Regions from separate parts of the Homo sapiens genome. Here region 1 is linked to region 2. Evidence: read pairs that join two places in POLR2A ChIA-PET (ENCODE). Cell type or tissue: OCI-LY7. All regions are shown on one strand. Links, peaks and the distances in the headings refer to the core of each region. The heading gives the core; the rest is flanking DNA.

The links. Peaks named below come from ENCODE experiments on the same cell type or tissue, not always from the same donor. Only the 100,000 strongest peaks of a DNase experiment are listed, where the experiment ranks them.
Region 1: POLR2A ChIA-PET joins it to region 2 with 11 read pairs; 6 of 35 experiments call an interaction of 5 or more read pairs at or near these places.

Annotation. Positions count from the first base shown.
Region 1 is chr1:153,786,375-153,795,627 of GRCh38, reverse strand. LOC124904424 (a long non-coding RNA gene) reads left to right here and starts at 4,970. Exons shown (of 2, transcript XR_007066632.1): 1 at 4,970-5,690; 2 at 5,846-6,589. LOC124904426 (a long non-coding RNA gene) reads right to left here and starts at 5,575. Exons shown (of 3, transcript XR_007066634.1): 1 at 5,490-5,575; 2 at 3,442-3,560; 3 at 434-480. It also overlaps the pseudogene LOC343052. RefSeq lists enhancers at 1,850-2,381, 2,382-2,915, 3,450-3,983. In OCI-LY7, for the core only: CTCF peaks have their summits at 3,668 and 4,073; DNase peaks (open chromatin) are centred at 3,917 and 4,387; H3K4me3 peaks cover 1,416 bases; H3K27ac peaks cover 1,336 bases.
Region 2 is chr1:154,007,811-154,017,063 of GRCh38, reverse strand. NUP210L (nucleoporin 210 like) reads left to right here. Exons shown (of 40, transcript NM_207308.3): 34 at 4,694-4,820; 35 at 6,943-7,092. Among named protein-coding and RNA genes, the nearest start is that of RPS27, 22 kb to the right of the region's middle. In OCI-LY7, for the core only: no CTCF peak of the experiment used is centred there; no DNase peak of the experiment used is centred there.

The sequences.
Region 1 (9,253 bases), core at 1,119-9,118, 220 kb after region 2:
GGGAAGGCAGGGCGGCCAGGTGCAGGGAGCCATCTGGCATCAGGGTGACACCACTCTCATTGGCTAAGGCCAGCCTATCCCGCTGCCAGGAAATGGACACAGGCGGCTCACCCTCCACCTGGCAGGGCAGCACCAGTGGGTGCTCCCACACAGCCACTGTGTCCCCCAGCTCCTGCACGAAGGCCAGCTCGGAGCCTGCAGCACAGCCTGTAGGGACAGCCAGCACAGCCTGAACACGGCGGCCCCCTGAGGCCCACCCTTTGTCCACCACCTCCCCCATGGCTTTGATTCCCTCCCAGCCTTGGCGAGGGGCAAGGGACAGGACTTGACTTTAGGGAGACTTTGGGTCAGCAAAGGAGGAACAGGGAAGAGAGGGCAGGGCCTGGCCATCTGAGGAGCAGGGCGGGCCACTGTCCGGCTGGCGGGTGCGGTGTGGGCCTGGCGGGCCGGCTGTGATTGATGGCCTCTTTCAGCTGGGCCCTGGCAACGGGGAGGGGGCGGGGTGGGCACAATGGTGAGGTCAGGGGCTGAGGCGTGAGCATTGTGCTCCCCAGGGGACAATGGGATCGCCCCCTCCCTCCCCCACCGGCCCATCTGCCTGTCTGCCTGCAGGGTCAGCTTCCCAGGACTCCTGGCTCTCCCCCTTCCCCCTCCCGCCACCAGGACCCTGGCCTCTGAATAGGGAAGGAACACACTTACACTCACACACACTCATTCACGGACACACACACACTTGGATTAAAAATCACAACCTCACTGGCCACCAGGTCTTCTAGACACAGACAGATTCCATCCCAGATGCACACTCAAGGAGGCCCCAAACACAGGTCACACATAGATGTCCCTACAGACTCAAAGTCACAAATACATAAGCACAGGGCCACAGACACTAACAGCACAGGCCCAGAAATGCATGAGCAGAGCTGTGAACCCACAGCCTCCCTTCCCACACACCCCCATAAATACAATAACTCAGCCTGTAAGGCTGAGCCAGGACCCCCAGCAGATGGGGTGGATAGGCGGGCAGACAGAGCCTCCGAGGGGCACATGGGCAGGGGGCTCAGCCAGCCTTGGTTGGCTCAGGGACATCTGTGGGTAAGCCTCTGGGGCCCTGCCTCTGCATGCCCCGCAGTCTGCTCAGCCACTTGCCTCACGTGGCCCCCAGGTCCCCTTCTAGCCACTGTGCCCCAAAGCCTGGGCTCCTAGAGCACCCCCCACAGCTCTCCCGCAGCCCTGCCTGCCCCTCCTGCTCACCCCTCTCCTCTGCTGTCCTCAGGGTTTCTCCATCTCCACTCCGGCCACCTCCATCCCTCTGCTTCCCCAACCTTGCCCCGCAACTCTCCCACCCCTATGCCTGCCTCTTTTTCTTCCCCGTCCCTCTGCCCTGGCTTTCCCTATGGCCCCCATGGCTCAGCCTCTTACCCCAGCCTGGGAGCAGCAGCAGCAGCAGCCCCATGTCCCTGCCAGGCACGGCCCCTCAGCCTGGGCAACTTCTCCAGCAGCCCCAGTCTCCTGCCTTCAGCCTGGGGGCCCTTGGGCTGTGGGCATTCTCCACCCCGCACTTTGGCGCACAATGTGGGGGCCCTGGTCTTGCTTTGGGGAGCCCAGGTTCTGGGGTGCCAAGCTCTGGGGTCGAGACTGAAGGCTACTGTCCTTGCCTTCGTGTTCCTGGAGCTGGGTCTCTCTCTGCTTTCAGCCTGAGCCCCCTCCCCACTCCTATCCCCACTGTCCCCTCCTCCCAGGGCCAGGACCCAGACACCGAGACAATTGGGGCGGGGAAAGGGGGCGAGGGCCAATGAGAGCGGGGCAAAGTTGGGGGGTCAGACCCGCCCCTTTCTCAGCTTCCAGAAATCTCTCCCAGCCCATTACCCACCCCTTACTCCCTCTCAAACTTTGACTGAATGAGAGTGAAGTTCTAGGAGGAGTTGGGGCATCTGGTCCCCCAAGCCCATCCCTGGGGATCCATGTCCTGGACAGGGGTGGCTTGAAGTCTAATTTGGGGGTCCTGGGGAGGGGTGCAGAGCCCCCACTCTCCTAGTAGAGTCACCGTCCCAGGTGCTGAGCCTGGGCCTGAAGTGGGGGACCTCATCCCATTAGTTCAGTCCCAGCCCAGCAGCCCCAGCACCATTCATAGTGTCAATTTCCAAAGCTGTTTTCTCTATTCTTATTGGGACAATGGATTGGGGCCACCAGGGGCCGGGAGGCTGCCAGCCAGTGGGAGGTGGAGGACCAGCCCCATCCTAAAGAGAAGAAAGAAACCCAGGCCTCCCGCCCCTTGCCAGGCTGACCACTTAAAACATGCAAAAAGAGGGACTACCCTTCCACCAAAGGAGACTGGGACTCAGGCAAGAGCTGACTTTGAGACTTGCTATTTCTGGAGGATACCCTCCCCTAAACGCCACCCTCCTGAAAAAGAGCATAGCTTAGGAAAGATGACAGGGGTACCAGGGATGTATGGGAGTATCTGTGAGAGACAATAAGGGGGAAGGCTGGGCTGGGGGAGTCTCGTGTGGCAGAGAATGAGGCCCCATCACCCAGCTTCCAACCCTAGGAGCTCCAGCCTGTCTGGCCCCTGACTCAGTCTCCCCCTGAATCCCGGTCCCCTTGCCCACTCCTGTCAGCCTCTGCATCTGGCCTTGCCCTGCCCACTTGAGGCTGCCCCTTGCCTCTTCAGCACAAACTCTCACCCTCAGTCTTCGCCCCCGCTTGCTCAGCTGCCTCTCCGGCTTGTCCCACCTTGCTCACAGGCTTCAGAATCAACTCAGGCCATTGTCCCTCCCAACTCAGCCTCCTCCTCTCAGACAGCAGTCCTTGGTGTCTGTGTCCCAGGACGGGGCTACCCCTAGCAGAGACCTCCATGGGACAGGAGAGCGAGCAGCCTCCCCTCGGGGCCTCCTCGTCCCAGCCCTGCATCTCTCTGTCCCGGAGCCTCCTATGAGGGTTCCCGCTGCTTCCCCAGAGGGGCCTCCTGAGTCATGGCGGTGGCCTGGGTAGGGAAAGGCGCATAGGCCCTGGGGTCAGATGTGGAACAAATCACTAGCTGCGTGTCCTTGCATAGGCAAATTTACCTTTCTTTTTTTCTTTTTCTTTTCTTTTTTTTTTTTTTTTTTGAGACAGAGTCTCACACTGTTGCCCGGGATGGAGTGCAGTGGCGTGATCTCAGCTCACTGCAACCTCCGCCTCTGGGTGCAAGTGATTCTCCTGTCTCAGTCCCCCGAGTAGCTGGGATTACAGGTGCCCGCCACCATGCCCGGCTAATGTTTTGTATTTTTATTAGAGGCGGGATTTCTCCATGTTGGCCAGGCTGTTCTTAAACTCCTGACTTCAGGTGATCCGCCCACCTTGGCCTCCCAAAGTGCTGGGATTACAGGCATGAGCCACCACGCCCGGCTGGATTAGTGACCTTATAAGAGAAGGAGAGATCTCTCCACGTGCACATACCAAGGAAAGGCGCGTGGTGACTCCACGGGAACTCAGGCCTCTGCAAGCCAGGGAGGGGCCCAATCGCCGGGAACGGGATTGGCCAGCACCTTCAAGCTTGGACTTTCCAGCCTCCAGTACTGTGAGAAATAAAGTCCTGTTGTTTAAGCCATGTAGTGTCTGGTGTTGTGGCAGCCCGAGCTGACTCAGACGCCCCATCTCCCGGCCAGCTTCCCCTGCTGCTGTCAGAACTGCCCACTCTCCAACAGCTACTGAGAAGATGCATCACTGACTGCGCCACTTGCCTGTCACCTCCAAATCCACACTCCAGCATGGCTCGCAGGACAAAGAATGACCCATACAGGAGACCTGGTCCAAGGCCTGTCACTAAACAGCCATCCCATCTTAGCCTAGTGATCCTCGCCTCTCTGCCATCTGCTCACCTGTAAGAGGGGAGAAGGTCAAGGCCTGCCTTTCACAGTTGCAAGGACGAAGTGAAATGTGGTGCTAAGGGCCAAGCACTTCCTCTTTTTTTAGAAGAGATAAATTTATTTTTTGAGACAGGGTCTTACTCTGCTGCCCAAGCTGGAGTGCAGTGGCAAGATCACAGCTCACTGCAATCTCCACCTCCTGGGCTCAAGTGATTCTCCCACCTCAGCCTCCCGAGTAGCTGGGACTGCAGGTGTGTGTTACCATGCCAGGCTATTTTAAAAAATTTTTCGTAGGTATGTAGAGATAGGGTCTCACTATGTTGCCCAGGCTGGTCTTGAACTCCCGGACTCAAGCGATCTCCCCACTTCAGCCTCCCAAAGTGCTGGGATTATAGGCGTGAGCTGCCGTGCCTGGCCCACTTCCTCTTTTTTCTAGGAACAGCTTTACTGAGATATAATTTACATAGCAGAAATTTCACCCATCACCCATTTAAGGAATTCAGTGGCTTTCTGTATATTTTCAGAGTTGCACAACCATTACCACAATCTATTTTAAAACATTTCATCACCCCGAAAAGAAACTTAGTACCTACTAACATTCACTCCCCATCTGCCCTCTCTCAGCCCCTGCCAATCACCATTCTACTTTCTGTTTCTATGAATATGGCTACTCTGGGTACCTCATATACAGTGGAATCATATGATATTTGTCCTTTCGTGTCTGGCTTATTTCACTTAGCGTAATGTCTTCAAGTTTCATCCATCTTGTAGCCTGTCTCAGCACTTCATTCTTTTTAATCCCTGAATAAGATTCCATTGCATGGATAGACTACATTTTGTTTATCTGCTCATCAGGAGACTGACATTTGGGTTGTTTCCACTTTTTGGCTATTATGAGCAATGCTGCTACAAACATCCGTGGAAATGTTTTTGTGTGGACGGACATCTTCTGTTCTCCTGGGCATGCGCCTAGGAATGGAGTTGCTGGGTCACATGGTAACAGTATTTTGAGGAACCGCCAAACTGTCTTCCACAGTGACTGCAGCATTTTACATTCCAAGCACTTCTTTTTATAACACTCAGGATAGGAGTTAACTTTTATTGGTCCCAGGCCCCCTTGAGAATTTGATTAAAGCCTCCCTCCTGCCACCAAGGGGATAGACCCACACTCCCTGGAACGCTGGCAAACGCCGTCCTGACGCAGGCTAGGAAGCTCCATCCCAGGGATGGAGCCCGGAATAGCCTTGGAGCTCAGGAAACGCCGCCAACATGGACTTGCTGAGAGCTGCCCTCCTTCCCTCCCTCTCCAACAATTGCCTATTGGCTCAACCCCGAACAGTCCTCTGGCGTCATCTGAGTTTTCACAGCTGCCCAGGCTTTCCTGGAATAACGTCCCTGGAAAGTCTCAGCTGGCAAACAGAATCCCCCGAAAAGTCCCCAAGCACGCCCAGGACACTGTCTCCTTTCTCAGCCACCTCCTCTCTCCTGTCAGCCTGGTCCTCTGCCTCTCTCCGAGCCTTTTTCTCCCTCTTCCCTTCTCTGTCCATCTCCATTGGCCTTCCCATCTGTGGTCGGCAGAATAGGGCCCTGGAGAGATCCAAGTCGTCATCCCCGGAACCTATGAATGTGCTAAGTTACCTGGCGGGGAGGAATTAAGGTTGCTACAGCTGATCTTAAAGAGGTGCTCCGGGATTATACAGGTGGGCCCAATGTCATCATGAGGGTCCTTAAAAGCGGAAGAGGAAGGTGGAGAGGAGAGAGAGATGGAGAGCCAGAGACGCGATGTGCAGGAGGAAGGGGCCACAGCCAAGGATGCCCGGCCTCTAGAAACCGGAAAAGGTGAGGAAGCGCGTGCTCCCCTAGAGCCTCCAGAAGGAAACGTAGCCTTCCAACGCTAATTTTAGGCCAGAAAGCCCTGTCAGGCGTCTGACTGTAAAGCTATCAGATCAGACATTCATGTTTGAAGCCCTTATGTCTATGGTAATCTGTTACAGCCCCCGCAGGAAACGCACGACTCCTGTGGGCTCCGTCTCTGATGTTCAATCCAGGGCGCTGCATTTCACACCGGCTTTCATGCGTGTCTACCCCAGAGCGAGCTCCAGGAGGGCGGGGACTTTGTGGTGCTCCCAGCTGTGTGCCCAGAGCAGAGTCTGGCACAGGATGGGCTCTCAGTTAATGTTTGTTAAGGGGAGGAGGTGCCGGGCTTGGTGGCTCGCGCCTGTAATCCCAGCACCTGATCACTTGAGGTCAGCCTGGGCAACAGGGCAAAACCCCATCTCTACAAAAAATTAGCCGGGCACCTGTAGTTCCAGCTACTCGGGAGGCTGCGACAGGAGGTTCATTTGAGCCTGGGACGCAGAGGTTGCAGTGAGCCAAGAAAGCGCCCTGCACTCCAGCCTGGGTGACAGAGTGAGGACCTTGTCTCAATAAAGAAAAAAAAAAATTACAAACGTTTTCTTCATAACCACAATGCCATTATCATATATGACAAAATTCTTTAATTATTCCTTAATATCATCTAATACCTAGTCCTTAACCAAATATCCCTGATTGTCTGAAAAATGTCTTTCTACTGTTTTTCTGTTTTGAATCAAGAACAAGGTTTATACGCTGCATTTGATTATTGTGTCTCTTAATGATCTTATCAAAGGCAAACACCCCCAACCCTCACCCTTATATGTCATTGAATTGTTGAAGAGACTGGGTAAATTTTCCAGTAAAATTTTGCATGTTCTGGATCTGTCTGATTTTTGTGTGTGTGTGTGCTATTGAATACGTTCCTCTATAAATGGATGTTGGCTCAGAGGCTTGGTTTATTCAGGTTCCACTTTTAGGCAAGAAGACTTTATTGTTGGTATTTTATGCTGCACACTGCATTCAGGAGATGCACAATATCTGGTTGTCTTACTGTTAGTGATTCTAAAATTGATTAGGGGCTACAGGTGCTGATAACCTGATCTCTCCAAGATTCCTTGTCAATCTTTTCTTTTTTTAATTTTTTTCTTCGAGATGGAGTTTCACTCTTCTTGCCGAGGCTGGAGTGCAATGGTGCGATCTCAACTCACTGCAACCCCGGCCTCCTGGGTTCAAGTGATTCTCCTGCCTCAGCCTCCTGATTACAGGCGCATACCACCACGCCCAGCTAATTTTGTATTTTTAGTAGAGACGGGGTTTCACCGTGTTGGCCAGGCTGGTCTCAAACTCCTGACCTCAGGTGATCCGCCTGCCTTGGCCTTCCAAAGTGCTGGGATCACAGGCGTGAGCCACCATGTCTGGCCCCTCATCAACCTTTTCTTTCTTTCTTTCTTTCCTTTTTTTTTAAGAGATGAGGTCTCCCTGTGTTGCCCAGGCTGGAGTGCAGTGGCTATTCACAGGCACAATCATAGTTCTCTGCAGCTTCAAACCCCTGGGCTCAAATGTTCTCCCTCTGTAGCCTTCCAAGTGGCTGGGACTACAGGCATGTGCTACCACACCCAGCCTCATCAACCTTTTATCCAATAGTCATAGCTATTGGTAATAATTGCCTGACAGTTATTTCATTAGGGGTTGCAAAATGCTGATTTTCCAGTTCTGTCATTCCTTTCTCATTTATTAACTGAAATTCTTCTGTAAAGAAAGTCCCCTCATCAACTAGGACAATTTGGTAACCCTGAAATTCAGTTCACATGGGAAAGAAGGGAGAGTGCTTAGTTTTTTCCTTTGTTTGCCAATTATCAGAGTAAAGAGTTGGTACTCTGTCCAATGTGTTTCTTTTTCTCTCTCCCTTTATCCATCTTCCCTTTAGTAGAAGTCCCTTTAGTGGGAGTTTGCACTGATACTTTTTTTTTTAATTCAATGTTTCTGCTGCAATCTCTCTGAGGTTCAATTTGTCTCTATCTCAGGCCAGTGGGAGTTCAGTGTCCATTTGCTATTCCCCCGTTCTTTGGTATCTTTGCTTTCTGGAACCATCTGCCCCAGGCTCATTCAGAGTATTTTCTCCCCCAGACCTGAGATCAACCATTCCTCTAAGGGTGCCAGGATTTTTATTCAATTAGTTTTATTTATACTAAAATACTTTTTCTCTGGAAATATTGACCCCTAATATGTGCACTGTTATACAATATGCCATTAAATAGTTTCAAGTAATAACACCCATATTACCTTTAACAAGTACATTACCAAATGAAGTATAAGATATCTTTATTCTTCCTTGGGGAAAAACTAAGTATTACAAAATTCTCACTGTACAAAACAAACAAACAAACAAACAAAAAACAAAGATAAACTGTTCTTCATCAAAATGTAAAGCCTGGGCCAGGCGTGATGGCTCACGCCTATAATCCCAGCACTTTGGGTGGCCAAGGCGGGCAGATCATCTGAGCCCTAGAGTTCCAGACCAGCCTAGCCAACATGGTAAAGCCCTGTCTCTACTAAATATACAAAATCGGCCAGGCGCAGTGGCTCACGCTTGTAATCCTAGCACTTTAGATGGCTGAGGCAGGTGGACTGCCTGAGCTCCGGAGTTTGAGACCAGCCTGGGTAACAACAACAACAACAAAATTAGCCGGGCATGGCAGCGTGCGCCTGTAGTCCCAGCTACTCGGGAGGCTGAGGCAGGAGAATTGGTAAAGCCCGGGAGATGGAGGTTGCAGTGAGCTGAGATCGCTCCACTGCACTCCAGCCTCGGTGACAGAGGGAGGCTCCATCTCAAAAAAAAAAAAAAAAATTTAGCTGGGCATGGTGGTACACACCTATAATCCCAGCTACTTGGGAGGCTGAGACAGGAGGATCGCTTGAACCTTGGAGGTGGCGGTTGCAGTGAGCCAAGATTGTGCTACTGCATTTCAGCCTGGGTGACAGAGTGAGACCCTGTCTCAAAAAAAGAAAAAAAAATTAAAACCTTTGTGCTTCAAAGGATGCTTTTGACAAGAAAGTGAAAAGACAACAGAATCAAATATTTGCAAACTATATATCTGATAGGAAACTTATGTCCAGATTAAAAGAAAAACTTGTACAACTCAATAATTAAAAGGCAAATAACCCAGTTACAAAGTGAGCAAAAAATATGAATAAACATCTCTCCAAAGAAGATATGCAAATGGCCAGTAAACACATGAAAAGAAACTCAACCTCATTGGCCATGGGAAAATGCAAATCAAAGCCACAATGAGATACCACATCGCACCCAGTAGGATGGCTATAGTAAAAAAAGACAGATAATAACAAGTAGTGGGGATGTGGAAAAACTGGAACCCCTCATATACTGCTGGTGGGAATGTAGAATGGTGCAGCTACTGTGGAAAACAGTTTGGCAGTTCCTTCAAAAAGTTAAACATAGAGTTACTGTTTGACCTAGCAATTCCATTCCTAGATATCTACCCAAGAATATTGAATGTATATGTTCACACAAAAATTTGTACATG
Region 2 (9,253 bases), core at 609-8,608:
TGTGATCTGCTCGCCTCCGCCTCCCAGATTGCTGGGATTATAGGCATGAGCTGCCACTGCGCCCAGGCTTTTTTGTGCGTGTTTTTTTGTTTTTTTTTGAGATGGAGTATCGCCCTGTTGCCCAGGCTGAAATGCAGTGGTGTGATCTCAGCTCACTGCAACCTCTGCTTCCTGGGCTCAAGCTATCCTCCCACTGCAGCCTCCCTAGTAGCTGGGACTACAGGTGCATGCCGCCATGCCCAGCTAATTTTTTTGTTTTGTTTTGTTTTGTTTTGTATTTTTGATAGAGATGGCATTTCACCATGTTGCCCATGCTGGTCTCGAACTCCTGAGCCCAAGTGATAGGCCTGCCTCGGCCTCCCAAAGTGCTGGGATTACAGGCGTGAGCCACTGTGCCCAGACAGAGTGACCTGAATGAATGTTTGATTGGAGAATTGGAGAAAAGGACTTGGAGACAGTGAATATAGAAAGCTCTTTTAAGGAGTTGGGGTTAAGAGTTTGTTTTGTGGATTTTTTTTTTTATGAGAGAAATAGTGGATTGGGAATGATTCAGTGGAAACAGAAAATTTGATGTAAGTCAGAGGATTGCTGGAGGGAGTAATATTCTTGAGTAGGTGAGATAGGTAAACAATAAAGGGATTTTTTTAATGAAATATTTTCTATTCCCTTCTTAAATATATGTAATGTCTCCTTCCTCTTTGCCCAAAGCACTTCTTTGATCCTCTTTTTTCATTCCTCAAACATGGTAGCTACAACTTTTTGTGTATCTACTATGGGCTTGGCACTTCTCATCTTTTTTTTTTCTTTTAAGAGACAGTGTCTCACTGTTGCCCAGGCTGGAATACAATGATGCAATCATGGCTCACTGCAGCCTCAAACTCCTGGTTTCAAGCCATCCTCCTGCCTCAGCCTCCAAAGTAGCAGGACCACAAGTGTGTGCCAGCATACCTGGCTAATTATTTTTATTTTTTTGCAGACACAGGGTCTCGCTATGTTGTCCAGGCTGGTCTCAAACTCCTAGATTCAGGTCATCTTTCTGCCTCAGCCTCCCAAAGTGCTAGGATTATAGGCATGAGCCACTGCACCTAGCCATCTATTTTTTTTATTTTTATTTATTTATTTATTTATTTATTTATTTATTTATTTATTTATTTATTGAGACAGGGTCTTGCTGTGTCACCCAGGCTGGAGTGCAGTGGTGTGATCTCAGATCACTCAGATCCACCTCCTAGGCTCAAGTGATCCTCCCACCTCAGTCTCCTGAGTAGCTGGGACCACAGGTGCACACCACCACACTCGGCTAATTCTGTGGGGTGTGTGTGTGTGTGTGTGTGTGTGTGTTTTGAGACAGAGTCTCACTCTGTTGCCCAAGCTGGAATGTAGTGGCGGAATCTCAGCTCACTGCAACTTTTGCCTCCTGGATTCAAGCAATTTTCCTACCTCAGCCTCCCATGTAGCTGGGATTACAGGCACCTGCCACCACACCCAGCTAATTTTTGTATTTTAGTAGTGACAGGGTTTCACCATGTTGGCCAGGCTTGTCTCGAACTCCTGACCTCAAGTGAGCTGCCCACCTCAGCCTCCCAAAGTGCTGAGATTACAGGCATGAGCCACTGTGCCCAGCCAATTTTTTGTGTTTTTGGATAGATGGGGTTTCACCCTGTTGCCCAGGCTGATCTCGAACTCCTGGGCTCAAGTGTTCTACCTGCCTCAGCCTCCCGAAGTGCTGGGATTACAGGTGTTTGCCACCACATCTAGCCCAGTCTTTTTTTTTTTTTTTTTTAACATCCAGTACACCTATCACTTTTAATTGTATCACTTTTAACTCTGCAAAATAAATATGTGGGGCATGGAGGGAGGGAGAGCATCAGGAAGAATAACTAATGGATGCTGGGCTTAATACCTGGGTGATAGGTTGATCTATGCAGCAAACCACCATGGCACACATTAACCTATGTAACAAACCTGCACATCCTGCACATGTACCCTGGAACTTAAAATAAAAGTTGAAGAAAAAAAAGTATTTTCCCAACTTTGTTTTATTTTATTTATTTATTTTTATAACAGAATCTCACTCTGTTGCCCAGGCTGGAGTGCAGTGGCACAATCTCTGGTAACTGCAACCTCCACCTTCCAGGTTCAAGCAATTCTCGTGCCTCAGCCTCCCAAGTAGCTAGGACTACAGGTGTGTGCCACCACACCCAGCTAATTTTTGTATTTTTAGTAGAGGCAGGGTTTTGCCATGTTGGCCAGGCTGGTGTCAAACTCCTGGCCTGAAATGATCTGCCTGCCTCAGCCTCCCAAAGCGCTGGGATTACAGATGTGAGTCACTGCACCCGGCCCCAACTTTATAGATGAGTAAGTTACTCAATATGTGTGCACATGGTATCTGGTGCCTTCTTTTGAGGAGCTCATAGTCTAGTGGTGACATAAACAATTACATACATGGCACAAATAATTACAATAGGCAAATAAAAGTACATGTTGTGCTTGAAGACTAATGAATAAATCAGGGCAACTTCAATACAAAATTAATAAGGGTAGAGAGGGAAAATTTGGATAACATCCAAAAAGAACTTGTATTATAAGCAGATAAGAGGTTCAAGGACAGAGGTAGCATGAAAAGAGTACTAGAAAAAGAGACTGAGAAGGGATTAGGAACCAGAAAAGCAAAGAGAAACAGTGTCATAGAAGGCAAAGGAGGAAATGGTTGTGGTGTTAGATGCTACAGGGAAGTCCAAAGGTCATTCCTATTCTAATTTGTGTACTTCATCGAATCCTCATTTAATATTCACTAATTAGCAGATACTCATTAAAGCCTATTAAGTGTCAGGCATTGTGCTGGCCTCCAGAAATACAAATATGAAAAAGACAAAATTCCTTTCTTTATTAAGCCATTAATGTAACTAACTTGGGTTTTAAGGTTCTTGAATTTAAAAAACCTGTGGTAATACTAAGGAGAATGTAGAGTATATTGCATTTAAATTTAAAATATTAAGGGCTGGGCATGGTGGCTCACACCTGTAATCCCAGCACTTTTAGAGGCCGAGGTCAGTGGATCCCTTGAGGTCAGGAGTTCGAGACCAGCCTGGCCAACATGGTGAAATCCCATCTCTACTAAAGATACAAAAATCAGCCAGGCATGGTGGCACGTGCCTGTAATCCCAACTACTTGGGAGGCTGAAGCAGGAGAACTGCTGGAACCCAGGACGCAGAGGCTGCAGTGAGCCGAAATTGCGCCAGTGCACTGTAGCCTGAGTGACAGAGCAAGACTCCGTCTCAAAACAAACAAACAAACAAACAAAAAAACTTACAATATAAGGCAGAATAGTACAAGTATTCTTGAGAAAAAACAATGTACTTTGAAGTTTCAGAAAAGATTGAGATTATGTGCAACTAGAGACAAAGAGAAAATGTCCTGAAGAAAGTTGCAGTTGTTTTTTTTGTGTGTTTTTTTTGTTTTTGTTTGTTTGTTTTGTTTTGTTTTTTTGAGATGGAGTCTCACTCTGTCGCCCAGGCTGGAGTACAATGGCACAATCTCAGCTCACTGCAGACTCCGCCTCCCGAGTTCAAGCAATTCTCCTGCCTCAGCCTCCCTGGTAGCTGGGATTACAGGCACGCTCCAACATGCCTGGCTAATTTTTGTATTTTTAGTAGAGGTGAGGTTTCGCCATGCTGGCCAGGCTGGTCTCAAACTCCTGACCTCAAGTGATCCACCCGCCTCAGCCTCCCAGAGTGCTGGGATTACAGGCATGAGCCACCGCACCTGGCCTCAAAGGCATTTTAATAGGGAGTCATACAAAGGGAAGATATGTCTGAAGGAATAATTGGACCCAAGACTTCCTTCTAGAAAAAATGTTATTTTGGGCTAGGCATGGTAGTTTATGCCTGTAATCTCAGCACTTTGGGAGGCCAAGGTGGAAGGATGGCTTGCGGCCAGGAGTTCTAGACCACCTGGGGCAACATAGTGAGACCCTGTCTTTTTTTTTTTTTGGAGTCTCGCTCTGAGCCACCGCGCCTGGCCAAGACCCCGTCTTTGTTTTTTTTTTTTTTTTTTGATTCAGAGTTTCACTCTTGTTGCCCAGGCTGGAGTGTAATGGCGCAATGTCGGCTCACTGCAACCTCTGCCTCCCAGGTTCAAGCGATTCTCCTGCGTCAGCCTCCTGAGTAGCTGGGATCACAGGCATGCACCACCAAGCCCGGCTAATTTTGTGTTTTTTTTAGTAGAGGCGGGGTTTCTCCATGTTGGTCAGGCCAGTCTGGAACTCCTGACCCCAGGTGAGCCGCCCGCCTCGGCCTCCCAGTGCTGGGATTACAGACGTGAGCCACCGCGCGCGGCTGACCCCGTCTTTTGTTGGTTAGGCATGGTGACACATACGTGTAGTCCCAGCTTCTCTAGAGGCTGAGGCAGGAGGATTGCTTGAGCCTAGGAATTTGAGGCTTCAGTCAGCCATGATCATGCCACTGCACTCCAGCCTGGGTGACAGAGCAAGACCCTGATTAAAAAAAAAAAAAAGTTATTTTGTCTTCAAAGGCAAACAGATTTTGTTGTTCTCAAATATGTGGTCATGAGATGGAATCTGTACTTGTGTGAAACAGATACTTTTGGTTAAATAAGTTATGAGGGGTGGATCTGGAAGGAGTCAGATTCTCTAGGAACTTAGGTGCAGATTTTCCTTTGATTTGCTGACAGGTGGTGGTCAATGCATCATCAAGATTAATGCTCAGTTATGACCTCAAGACTTATCTCACCAATACCCTCAATTCAACTGTATTCAAGCTCTTCATCACCACTGGCAGAAATGGTGTCAATCTTAAAGGTCAGGAATCTCTTCATGGTTTCAGTGATTGTTCCTATCTTTCTCGTTTTCCCTCAATTCATTTATCCCTTTGGATTAGTAATCCAGATTTTCTTTTTATTTCAAAACTGACTCCATCTTGACAAATAAATCATAGAGCTCTATGAGACCTCAGAAATTATGACTAGACTAAGGTTTTAAAATAGGCTCATCCTAGTCACTATTGTCTTTCTAGTTTTAAAAATACAAATTTTAGGCCGGGCGCGGTGGCTTACACCTATAATCCCAGCACTTTGGGAGGCCAAGGCAGGCAGATCACCTGAGGTCGGGAGTTCAAGACCAGCCTGACCAGGAGTTCAAGACCAGCCTGACCAACATGGTGAAACCCCATCTCTACTAAAAATACAAAAACTAGCTGGGTGTGGTGGCGTGTGCCTGTATCCCAGCTACTTGGAGGCTGAGGCAAGATAATTGCTTGAACCCGGGAAGCGGGGGTTAGAGTGAGCCGAGATCGCACCACTGGACTCCAGCCTAGGCGGCAGAGTGAGACTCCATCTCAAAAAAAAAAAAAAAAAAAAAAAAAAACTTAAGATAATTTTAGTACTCTGGAGTGGTGGCTCATGCCTGTAATCCCAATTATTTAGGAGGCTGTGGTGGGAGGATCGCTTGAGGCCAGGAGTTTGAGACCAGCCTGGGCAACAAAGCAAGACCCCATCTCTCAGAAAAAAAAAAAAAATAGAGATGGCCAGGCGCGGTGGCTCACACCTGTAATCCCAGCACTTTGGGAAGCCGAGGCGGATGGATCATGAGGTCAGGAGTTCGAGACCAGCCTGGCTAAGATGGTGAAACCCTGTCTCTACTAAAAATACAAAAATTAGCCGGGTGCAGTGGCGGGTGCCTGTAATCCCAGCTACTCGGGAGGCTGAGGCAGGAGAATTGCTTGAACCCAGGAGACAGAGGTTGCAGTGAGCTGAGATTGTGCCACTGCACTCTGGCCTGGGCGACAAAGCAAGACTCCATCTCAAAAAAAAAAAAAAAAAATCTAGCCACCGTGCCTGGCCAACAGACTGACGTTTTATTCCCCAGAATCTTTCTAAAATCACTACTTATTTTATTGAGAAACCTCATGCATCAGTCCCTTTGATTTTGCTGAAGATTTTTCAAGAATGCCACTCATTGCAGCTGACCCAATGATAACAACAGTCCACTTCTTGCTGTCTATATGATTCCTCTTAAGGCACCACTTGTGATGAAGTTCTAGGGATTTGGGGCTTGAATTATATTGTAATTGTATTACAACATTGTATATGAAAAACAAATTCTCTTAGACCTAAAAGCTACCTCCCAACTGTACTGCTTTATTTTTATTTATTTATTTATTTATTTATTTATTTGAGACGGAGTTTCGCTCTTGTTGCCAAGGCTGGAGTGCAATGGCGCAATCTCGGCTCACTGCAACTTCTGCCTCCTGAGTTCAAGCAATTCTCCTGCCTCAGCCTCCCGAGTAGCTGGGATTACAGGCATGAGCCACCACCCCCAGCTAATTTTGTATTTTTAGTAGAGACGGGGTTTCTCCATGTTGGTCAGGCTGGTCTCGAACTCCCAACCTCAGGTGATCCGCCTGCCTCGGCCTCCCAAAGTGCTGGGATTACAGGTGTGAGCCACCGCGCCTGGCCTATTTTTAATAGATTTCTAACTTCCCTGTAATCTATCTTACTCCCACTGACGCCAGGCGTGGTGGGAGACACCTGTAATCCCAACTACTGGGGAGACTGAGGCAGGAAGAATTGCCTGAACCGGGAGATGGAAGTTGCAGTGAGCCAAAATCACACCACTGCACTCCAGACTGGGCGACAGAGCAAGACTTCATCTCAAAGATTTTTCAAAAAAAATCTTTGAAAAAAGACACTACCTATGTATGACATTGATAATGGAAGCCCCACTGTAGTCATTCACAAATTAGAATGCGAGGGTCTCACACTATTCTTTCACCTTGATTGAAGCAGAGGTGGGCAAACCAGCCATAACTGACCCTCTTTCTTGCTTATTTTTTTTATGCTTCAAAATTGCCTCCATATAATGGTCTCTCTTTTTACAAATTCTTGTTAGTGACAAAGCTATTTACCTCTTTTCTGCTTTTCAGGATTCTGTACCCCAAACCAGGCCTTGGCCATTACAAAAGTACTTCTTCCAGCGACCCTCATGCTGTGCCATGTACAGTTCAGTAATACTTTGCTAGACATTCCAGCAAGTAAAGTCTTTCAGGTCCATTCAGATTTCAGTATGGAGAAAGGTAAGTTACACCAGTTGAATCTGGTTTCCCCATTCTGTTTATCTATTTGTATAATTGTCCCATTCTTATTGGATTGCATTTATATCTGTAGTTTCATCTGATATATAACTGTGGAATCTTTGTCAGGCAACATTTTTGTTCAACCCGTTCAACTCTTTTTTCTTTTTTTTTTTTTTTTTGAGACTGGGTCTTGCTGTGTTGCCTAAGGCTGGAGTGAAATGGTGTGATCATAGCTCACTGTAACCTTAAACTCCTAGACTCAAGCAATCCCCCTGCCTCAGCCTCCTGAGTAGCTAGGACTACAGGCACATGCCATCATGCCTTTTTTTTTTTTTTTTTTTTTTTTTAAGAGCAACGTGATCTTCCTATATTGCCCAGGCTGGTCTCAAACTCCTGGCCTCAAGCAATCCTCCTGCCTCAGCCTCCCAAAGTGCTGGAATTACAGGTGTTAAGCCACTGCCCCCAGCCCTATTCAAATAAGTTTTAACACATGCCTCCTAGAATATCCTGTGCTTTTCTATTATAATTTACTATTTTCTTGCTAGTCCCCATTCACTCTGTGAGGCTCTGCATTGTGTCTCATTTATCTTTCATTCCCAGCATGTAGCACAGTGTTTGGATGTTTTGTTGAATTGAAAGATATTCCAAATAAAAGAATAGGATTAACAAGTGGAAAGTGGAAATAGGCATGATGTTAGGATGACTTTATGTAAATCAGCTTATCTAAAAATGAAAGGATTCATATCAAATGTAAGGTATAGGGCCAGGCGCAGTGGCTCACACCTGTAATCCCAGTACTTTGGGAGGCCGAGGCAGGTGGATCACCTGAGGTCAGGGCTTCGGAGACCAGCCTGGCCAACATGATGAAACCCCATCTCTACTAAAAATACAAAAATTAGCCAGGCGTGGTGGGAGGCACCTGTAATCCCAACTATTGGAGAGACTGAGGCAGGGAGAATTGCCTGAACCGGGGGATGGAAGTTGCAATGAGCCAAAATCACACCACTGCACTCCAGACTGGGCGAAAGAGCAAGACTTCATCTCAAAAAAAAAAAAATGTAAGGTATAAATAAGGTAGTGCTTCATCATGAGAGAACCTCTAATGCTAGATCAGGCAGTCTGAATGGTTTGGGTCATGAGCAACCACTGAAGGAAGGTTCATTCAGCAAACTGTTTATAATACCTGACAGCAGGAGAAGATGTGGAGTTACAAAGAAAAGCAAAGTAATTTTTGGTTTGTTTGTTTTTTTGTTTTGTTTTGTTTTTGAGACAGAGCCTCACTCTGTCTCCCAGACTGGAGTGCAGTGGCACGATTTCAGCTCACTACACCTCTGCCTCCCGGTTACAAGGTATTCTCCTGCCTCAGCCTCCTGAGTAGCTGGGATTACAGGCGCGTGTCACCACGCCCAGATAATTTTTGTATTTTTAATAGAGATGGGGTTTCACAATGTTGGTCAGGCTGGTCTCGAACTCCTGACCTCGTGATCCGCCTGCCTCAGCATCCCAAAGTGTTGGGATTACAGGCGTTAGACACCGTGCCCAGACATTTTTGTTTCTTTATTTTGTTTGCTTGTTTGTTTGTTTGTGTAGGGACAGGGTCTCCCTATGTTGCTCAGGCTGGTCTCAAACTCTTAGCCTCAAGTGATCCACCTCGGCCTCCCAAAGTGCTGGGATTATAGGCATGAACCACCATGTCCAGCCTAAAGCTTTTAACTTTTAGTGTTACCCTACCAGGTGATGAGTTACAGGGTAGACACATATATGTTTGTGACTTCAATTTATTGATGAAAAAATAAATCAGGCCGGGTGCAGTGGCTCACGCTCGTAATCCCAGCACTTTGGGAGGCCATGGCGGACAAATCACTTGAGGTCAGGAGTTTGAGACCAGCCTGGCCGACATGGTGAAACCCCATCTCTGCTAAAAATACAAAAATTAGCCAGGCATGGTGGCAGGCACCTGTAGCCCCAGCTACTCGGGAGGCTGAGGCAGGAGAATCACTTGAATCCAGGAGGCAGAGGTTACAGTGAGCCAAAATCGTGCCACTGCACTCCAGCCTAGGCAACAGAGCAAGACTCCGTCTCAAAAATAAATAAATAAGGCCGGGCGCAGTGGCTCATGCCTGTAGTCCCAGCACTTTGGGAGGCCGAGGCAGGCGGATCA